Linked DNA regions of Homo sapiens: region 1 is linked to region 2. A link is an interaction called in ENCODE POLR2A ChIA-PET data of the cell type or tissue named here. Cell type or tissue: Caco-2. All regions are shown on one strand. Each heading gives the region's core, and the rest is flanking DNA. Links, peaks and the distances in the headings are about the cores only. Region 1 overlaps NDRG3 (NDRG family member 3). Region 2 holds the start of LOC124904894 (a long non-coding RNA gene).

Evidence for each region. ChIA-PET counts read pairs that join two places held together with the same protein. Peaks named below come from ENCODE experiments on the same cell type or tissue, not always from the same donor. Only the 100,000 strongest peaks of a DNase experiment are listed, where the experiment ranks them.
Region 1: POLR2A ChIA-PET joins it to region 2 with 5 read pairs; 3 of 35 experiments call an interaction of 5 or more read pairs at or near these places.

The regions. Positions count from the first base shown.
Region 1 is chr20:36,678,362-36,682,752 of GRCh38, forward strand. NDRG3 (NDRG family member 3) reads right to left here. Exons shown (of 16, transcript NM_032013.4): 7 at 4,157-4,217; 8 at 2,455-2,541. Among named protein-coding and RNA genes, the nearest start is that of SLA2, 34 kb to the left of the region's middle. In Caco-2, for the core only: no CTCF peak of the experiment used is centred there; no DNase peak of the experiment used is centred there.
Region 2 is chr20:36,774,739-36,779,129 of GRCh38, forward strand. MTCL2 (microtubule crosslinking factor 2) reads right to left here. Exons shown (of 15, transcript NM_080627.4): 15 at 2,709-4,391. LOC124904894 (a long non-coding RNA gene) reads left to right here and starts at 397. Exons shown (of 2, transcript XR_007067574.1): 1 at 397-480; 2 at 2,067-2,354. In Caco-2, for the core only: no CTCF peak of the experiment used is centred there; no DNase peak of the experiment used is centred there.

The DNA of each region.
Region 1 (4,391 bases), core at 326-4,325, 96 kb before region 2:
CACTGCCCCTTAGGGAGATGCAAATTAAAACCCAGGATTGGCCGGGTGCGGTAGCTCACACCTGTAATCCCAGCACTTCGGGAGGCTGAGGTGGGTGGATCACGAGGTCAGGAGTTCAAGACCAGCCTGGCCAAGATGGTGAAACACTGTCTTTACTGAAAATACAAAAATGAGCCAGGCATGGTGGCAGGCACCTGTGATCCCAGCTACTCGGGAGGCTGAGGCTGAGAGTTGCTTAAACCTGGGAGGCAGAGGTTGCAGTGAGCCAAGATCATGCCACTGCACTCCAGCCTGGGCGACAAGAGCGAGACTCCGTCTCAAACAAACAACAACAGGATTATCTATCTATAAGCATAGCTTAACATTTAAAAGATGATGTAATTAAAAATTCTTATTTTAATGACTAAAGCTATTTTGGTAATGGAAAACATAAAAACAAACTAATATCACAAATAAAACTGCTTGTCTTTTACTAAAATTAAAAGTACTTATAATATCAAATGTTGGTGATGTGGAGCAACTGAAACTTTCACGCACTGCTGTTGTGTAAATGGTTAAATACTTTGAAGACATTTTCATTTACTTTATTTTTATTTTTGTTTTCTTTGAGAGAGAGTCTCACTCTGTTGCCCAGGCTGGCGTGCAGTGGCACGATCTTGGCTCACCGCAACCTCCACCTCCTGGGTTCAAGCAATTCTCCTGCCTCAGCCTCCTGAGTAGCTGGGATTACAGATGTGTACCATCATGCCCCACACCCCAGCTAATTTTCGTATTTTTAGTAGAGACAGGGTTTTGCCATGTTGGCCTGGCTAGTCTTGAACTCCTGACCTCAAGTGATCCTCCCACCTCGGCCTCCCAAAGTATTGGCATTACAGGCGTGAGCTACCATGCCTGGCCTTGGTCAAATACTTTGGAAAACTGTTTGATTATATCTACTAAAGCTAAACATACAAATGCCCTATGACATAGCAATTTCACTCCTAGGTATAAACCCAAGAGAAATAAATGTGTATGTCTACTGAAAGACATAAGGAATATGCACAGCAGCTTTACTCATAAGATCCAAATAACAGAAACAACTCGTTCTGTGTATTCACACAATAGGTTACTAAAGAACCGTTTAGAACTCCTGTTAAATTGCAATTTTTTTTTTTTTTTTGAGACAGAGTTTCACTCTTGTCACCCAGGCTGGAGCGCAATGGTGTGATCTCAGCTCACTGGAATCTCCACCTCCCAGGTTCAAGTGATTATCCTGTCTCAGCCCCCCGAGTAGCTGGGATTACAGGCACCCACCACCACGCCCGGCTAATTTTTGTATTTTTAGTAGAGACGGAGTTTCGCCATGTTGGCCAGGCTGGTCTTGAACTCCTGACCTCAGGTGATCTGCCCACCTTGACCTCCCAAAGTGCTGGAATTACAGGCGTGAGCCACCGCGCCTGGCCAAATTGTAATTTATTTATTTATTTATTTTTATTTTTTTCAGATGGAGTTTTGCTCTTGTTGCCCAGACTGGAGTGCAATGGCACGATCTTAGCTCACTGCAACCTCTGCCTCCCAGGTTCAAGTGATTCTCCTGCCTCAGCCTCCCGAGTAGCTGGGATTACAGGCATGCACCACCACACCCGACTAATTTTGTATTTTTAGTAGAGATGGGGTTTCTCCATGTTGGTCAGGCTGGTCTCAAACTCCCGACCTCAGGTGATCTTCCCGCCTCTGCCTCCCAAAGTGCTGGGATTACAGGCATGAGCCACCGTGCCCAGTCCAAACTGTAATTTAGAACTACTGCTACATACAACTTGGATGAGTTTCACAGACACCGTGATGAAAGAAAAGAAACCAGACAGGCTGGGTGCGGTGGCTCACGCCTGTAATCCCAGCAGTTTGGGAGGCCGAGGCGGGTGGATCACAAGGTCAGGAGTTCAAGACCAGCCTGGTCAAGATGGTGAAACCTGGTCTCTCCTAAAAATACAAAAAAATTAGCCGGGCATGGTGGTGGGCACCTGTAATCCCAGCCACTCGGGAGGCTGAGGCAGAGAATTGCTTGAACCGGGAGGTGGAGGTTGCAGTGAGCCAAGATCATGCCACTGCACTCCAGCCTGGGCAACAGAGTGAGACTCCATCTCAAAAAAAAAAAAAAAATACAGTTTCTATGATTCCAATTTAACAGATAAAACTGTTTAAAAACAGATAAAACTTATCTCTGGTAACAACAGTCAGAACAGGTAATTTCTGGGAAGGAGAGGAAGTATCAATTAGGAAAAGATACAACGGAATCCCCTAGTGAGCTGGGAATATTCTATATCTTGATTGGATGGTGATTTTATATGTAAACATTCTTCAAGCTATATACTTAACATTTTTACCCTTAACTGTATATATACCTCAATGAAAAACTGGTAAGCTGTTTTGAGATGGGCCAAGATAAGCCGATGGACACCTTCATGTGGTACTTACTTTGGAAGCTGCCCAGTCAATCCAGCCTTTAGCGCAAGGGTCAACATTAATGAGCACAAGGCCTTCCACAAGCTCTGGATGGTTGAGCTGAAAGATGAGGCAAAGACAATAGTATGAAAGCTACACTCCCACAGTTCTTCTAAACAGTTGGAACATGGTTGATCAATTCTTACTTACATGCCTTAATGCCTCACATTTGAAAGTAAGACTACAAAGAGGGAGAACATGTGGAAAAATAGCTCTTGAAATCTGACTTAGCATATGGAAACCAGTTTCTGGTTTTGCTATCAAATTACTTATTTTACTATCAAATTATCTTGTCTTGCAAAGATCTATATGCAGTTGTTCAATTCATGGTGGATCTTCCTCATTGGGAAAGTGCGCTTGGCACAAGCAGCTGCTCCATGCTCATATATCTTTGTTCTCAACAGAGGCTTCTGAAGTTTTTTTTTCTGAAACCATCTGAACAGTCTGTATCATCCTCAGAAGACTCTCCTATCACTGAGGACGTATTAAAAAAAAATAATGATAATAATGTCTGGCCGGGCACGGTGGCTCACGCCTGTAATCTCCGCACTTTGGGAGGCTGAGGAGGGTGGATCACGAGGTCAGGAGTTAGAGACCAGCCTGACCAACATGGCGAAACCCCATGTCTACTAAAAATGCAAAAATTAGCTGGGTGTGGTAGTGGGCGCCTGTAATCCCAGCTACTCAGGAGGCTGAGGCAGGAGAATCACTTAAACCCAGGAGGCGGAGGTTGCAGTGAGCCGAGATTGCACCACTGCACTCCAGCCTGGGCGACACAGCAAGACTTCATCTCAAAAAAAAAAAAAAAAAAAATTTATAATAGGAGCTCTAGCTCTCTAGCTTATTTAATTTAATTTAATTTAATTTTCTTTTTGAGACAGAGTTTCGCTCTTGTTGCCCAGGCTGGTGCAGTGATGCTATCTCGGCTCACTACAATCTCGGCCTCTAGGATTCATGCAATTCTCCTGCCTCAGCCTCCTGAGTAGCTGGGATTACAGGCACCTACCACCACGCCCAGCTAATTTTTGTATTTTTAGTGGAGACGGGGTTTCACCATGTTGGCCAGGCTGGTCTCGAACTCCTGACCTCAGGTGATCCACCCGTGTCGGCCTCCCAAAGTGCTAGGATCACAGGCGTGAGCCACCGTGCCTGGTCCCTGGCTTACTTTTTTTCTCTGACTACAGTGATTATATTCACGATAGAAAATTTGATAAGCAGAGAAATTATAAAAAGCAGAAAATAAAAATTTCACATTATCTTACCACATATCAATCCATTAATATTTTTTGGTACATTTTCTTCCAGTCCTTTCCTATGGCTATGACAAACTTTATGTCAATCTATATTCTAACTTTTTGGTTAACATTATAATGTATGCAAACCATGTATCATTATAAAGCTTTTCGTAAACTTAATTTTAATGGCCGCACAAAATTCCATTATAAGCAGCATCTAGGACTTGCTTTTTATTGATGATGTACTGTCCCCATTTGTGATTTTTCAGGTATTGTTAAGTACAAAGCTAGGCTTTATACAACCTGTATCTAAAGCTGACAGAAGTTACAGAAAAACTGACATAAGGCCCAGAATACTGCCTGGTCATTTAACACAGCAGTAATAGCTGTGACCCAGGCACTGCCTCAAGGATGTTGAGGCTAATCCTCTACATACTTACTGCAAATCTGCTGAGGATGTAAGCTCCAGCTCCAACTCCAATTCCAATGATGCTTTTCAGGCTGTGAATGGGACATAACGACAACTGACAGAGTCAACTTCATTTGCAGGCAGCATTGCATAATTGAAAGCATACAACCTGGGTTGAAATCCTGGCTCTGATATTTATTAGATGTGAGAATTTGGGCAAGTGTTTTTTTTCTTTCCCCTAACTTTCTGAGCCTCAGTTCCTTATT
Region 2 (4,391 bases), core at 281-4,280:
TTTTTAGTAGAGACGGCCACTAAAAATGTTGGCCAGGCTGGTCGCGAACTCCTGACCTCAAGTGATCCACCCACTTCGGCCTCCCAAAGAGCTGGGATTACAGGCATGAGCCACTGCGCCCGGCCACATCCTCGAATTTTAAGCCTCAGCTAAGGAATGATTGATTTCTCTCCAAGCATTCTCTCTGGCCTTAGGCTGAAAACCAACTGTCCTTTCTGTGCTCCCAGGAGCCCAATCTGTTCCTGCTCCACTATCCCATGCTGGTCTAGGAGGCTCCAGAGAGCGGGCTGCTTCCTCAGCACCCAGCACGACGCCACCAAAATGTCCCCTTGGATGTGCACAGTCCTTTCTTTCACAGAAAAACTTCCAAATATTGAATTATAAGCAGCCCACAGTCCAAAAGAGGGGTTGGAGAGAGGCAGCTGGAGCTGACCGTGGTCATCCTTCCATAGCAGTTGTGGTCCTTGGAAAAGTTTTCTGGTGGGAGACAAAAATCTGCCTTCCTGAAATTTCCACCCTGTGGTTCCAGCCTGCTGGCTGCAGCAGCCATTCTGAAAGCAGAGATTTGCCCTTGGCTCCCTGAATATCACTTTCTGGGGTTGAGAGGTACCCAGTTCCTTTTATGCTTGCCTGCCTCTTAAACTCCTCTCTGTCAACGTGCCAGGAAGAGAACTCAGTGTTCCTTCCCAGCTAGGGCTGGCCATCCTGGGGCACAATGAGAAAATGATTTCATGGAATACAGACCCAATACATCTTCTACATCGTTTCCCTGCTTTGAATTGTTGCATGGCTCCCTCCTGTCCACAGGAGGCACACATTTTTTTCCCCTATAAGGCACTGTGTCATTAGGCTGGGTGTGGTGGCTCACGCCTCTAATCCCAGCAGTTTGGGAGGCTGAGGCCTGCGGATCAGTTGAGGTCAGGAGTTTGAGACCAGCCTGGCCAACATAGCAAAACCCTGTCTCTACTAAAAATACAAAAATTAGCCAGGTGTGGTGGTATGCACCTATAATCCCTGTTACTTGAGAGGCTGAAGCAGGAGAATCACTTGAACCTGGGAGGCCAGGAGAATCACTTGAACCTGGGAGGCCAGGGCTGCGGTGAGCTAAGAACATGCCACTGTACTCCAGTCTGGGCAACAGAGCAAGATTTCATCTCAAAAAAAAAAAAAAAAAAGAAAAAAGAAAAGAAAAGGAAAAAGAAAAAAGGCACTGTGTGATCTGACCCAGCCTCTTCTTTCAGTTCCCCAGTTCTGCTCTGCTCTCTTTCTACGAGGCTTTCACACATGGTATTCCCTCTCCCTGGAACCACTTCCCCTCAGTCCCGTGCCTACAACACACCACCATGGCCTTCATCTGGTCAACATCTCAATCTTAGGTGTCATTCAGATGTCCTTTCCTCTGTGAAGCCTTTCTTGTTTCCTCTGGGCTGGCTGAGCACCCTGGGCTCCCCCTGCCATTAACATTTGATTTCATATCTTCCAGGCCCATCCATTGTATCCTCAATACCTAGCACATGCCTGGCTGTTATTAGCCCCTCATAGAAGAGATCTATGAAGTATCATGTAGCCAGCTTCTAAGATGGCCCCCAATGACCCCTGGTTCCTGGTGTTCATGCCCTCGTGTTGTCCCCTCCCATGCTGAAGAATGCTAGTCTATATAACCAATTAGATATTGCAGACATTATAGACATTATAGTCTGTGGCTTTTTTTTTTTTTTTTGAGACGGAGTTTTGCTCTTGTTGCCCAGGCTGGAGTGCAATGGCGCGATCTTGGTTCACAGCAACCTCTGCCTCCTGAGTTCAAGCGATTCTCCTGCCTCAGCCTCCCGAGTAGCTGGGATTACATGCATGCACCACCACACCCAGCTAACTGTGTATTTTTAGTAGAGATGGGGTTTCTCTATGTTGGTCAGGCTGATCTCCAACTCCCGACCTCAGGTGATCTGCCCGCCTCGGCCTCCCAAAGTGCTGGGATTACAGGCATGAGCCACCGCGCCTGGCCTAGTCTGTGAGTTTCAAGGCTTAGCTATAAAAGACATTGTGACTTCCTCCCTGCTCTCTCATAGATCACATGCTGTGGAGGAAGCCAGACGCCATGTTGTGAAGGCACGCAAACAGCCTACAGAGGTCCACATGGTGAGGAACTGAGGCCTCCTGCAAACAGCTAGCAATGACTTGCCAGGCATAAGTAGCTACTTTGCAAATGGGTCTTCCAGCTCATCAGGCATTCAAATGACTGTAGCCTGACTGACAACTGACTGCAACCTCCTGAGACCTTGAATCAGAACTGCCCAGCTCCCAAATTCCTGACCCATAGCATCTGTGGGGTATAATAAATGTTTCGGAATAATTAATTACGCTTCAATAGACAATTGACACACACCTAAAAGTGTCTTTTTTTTTTTCATAAAATTGTTAAAGTCTTTTGTAGAAAAGTTCAATTCTATTTTTCTTCTTTTTGAAGACTGCATTTGTTTCTCAGTGGTCATATCACACTGTGTGGGAGACGCTGAAGTATCAGCAGGCAGCAGCCAGAACACCTGGTGGCCCCTCCCAAGTGACTCCAAACCAGCCAGCTGGCTGTGGCCTCCCTGGGCTCCCCACTTCCCAGGCAGCTGGGAGTGGGGAAAAGTTAGGTTTCAGATCCGCTGGGGCCCCCACCCACCTCATTAGAAAAATCAGAGAGGAGGCCAAGTCCACAGCAGCTGTTCATATGACATACTTTATTTCCAATCTACAACCATTAAAAACGCTTTATAAGTTTACACTGTACAGTTATTCTCATGTCTGAAATAAGACACAGGGGCAGGGAGAGCTGGTGGATTGGACTGCAGTTGTCCTAGCACCCGATCCATCCTAGGAAGGAGCCTTTTGAAGACAGAAGTGGAAAGGAGAGAATAGTGGACAAGAGAGGTGGACAGTTGGCCCAAGGATGCCCTTGGTCCCTTCCCTCCCATGGGCCTTGCCCTGGGGGTCCCCCAGGGCCCATGACTGCAGGACCCTCACCAGGAAACCAGGCTGAGTGGGAAGGGGGTTCACAGTATTGGCGGGGGCTGGGGAGGGGCCAGGATGAGGAGGAAGGGCAGCTTCTGGCTCTCTTCCCAGCTGCTGGGGGTTGGAGCTGTTTTTTGGCACTGTCTACAAGGTATCCCTGGGGTTGGGAGGAGGAGGAACTGGGGATTTAGGATGCTTTCTTTGTGGAGTTAAGATTTCTTTCAGTTTGAAGAGGCGCTATCTGGCCTATGGTGAGGTTCCCAAGGGAGAAACAGTCAGGGTCTTCTGCCTCCTGCCTCCCCAGGACTCCCACCCCCTCCCTGGCTGGCACCATCCACACAGCCTTTTGTAAAACCAAGACAAGTGAGAGAGGTGAGCAGGAGCAGGGAAACAAACAATGTGTGCTTTCTCCAGGCCCTTCAACTTCTCTTCCTCTTCCAAGAGGAGCGACTATAGGGTTGGTTTTTGTTGGTGGTGGTTCCCAATCTCAGGAGTCCAGATAAGGCTGGTGTTTTCCACCTGTTCTTGGCCTAGCCAGTCCCAGTCCCTCCCCAGGCTCTACTAATGGCTAGCCCAGATCAGCAGTTGGCATATTCTTATGCGTCAGAATCATTTGGAGGGCTCCTTAAAACCCCAGCTTGTAGGGCCCCACTCCACAAGCTCTAATTCAGTGGGTCTTGGGTGGGGCTGCTAATCTGCACTTCTATCAAGTTCCCAGGTGATATTCCTGCTGCTGGAATGCAATACAAGAACCACTGGCTGAGAATGGTGCCCGCAGTCACCTCATTCTGAGCAGCCTGGTGTCTCCTGGGCAGCACTAAGGAGCTGGGCCACAGCTGGCAAAGCCCAGCCTTGGGGCACCACATCACCTGGGAAGCTGCTGGAAATGGTCTTGGGGTGAGTCCCCCGTGCAGAGAAGTAAACTAAGGCACAGAGATCAGTGGCAGAGCTGAGAGAGGAGCCAGGATACCAGGGCCCAGTAGAGAAAGGATGGGGCTGCAGGACCCTACAGCATGAGGGGTGCTCTAGGGACCACAGGGCCATCCTGGTGCTCATCACAGGATCACAAGACTGGGAAGGTAGGAGAAGTGAAGACATCTGCCCAGACCTGGGCCAGGTTTCCAGATTGCCAGCTGAGGTCCCTCTTCTTGGGAATGGTTTGAGTGGCTTCCAAATAAAGAGTGACAAGGCAGCCAGCCCTGACTGCCTCAGCCCTTCAAAGATGTTTAGAGAAAACCAAAGGTCCCTTCCTCAGGGCATGGTGTCCAGAAAGCTGGTGAAGGGCAGGAAGGGAGGGGAGCAGGGCCGTTGGGATAGACAAGCAGCAGAGGAGGCTCCAAGGAGGGTGAGGAAGGAGTGGCAGGGCTGGCATTGGAGAGAAGCCCTGAGCAGGAGAC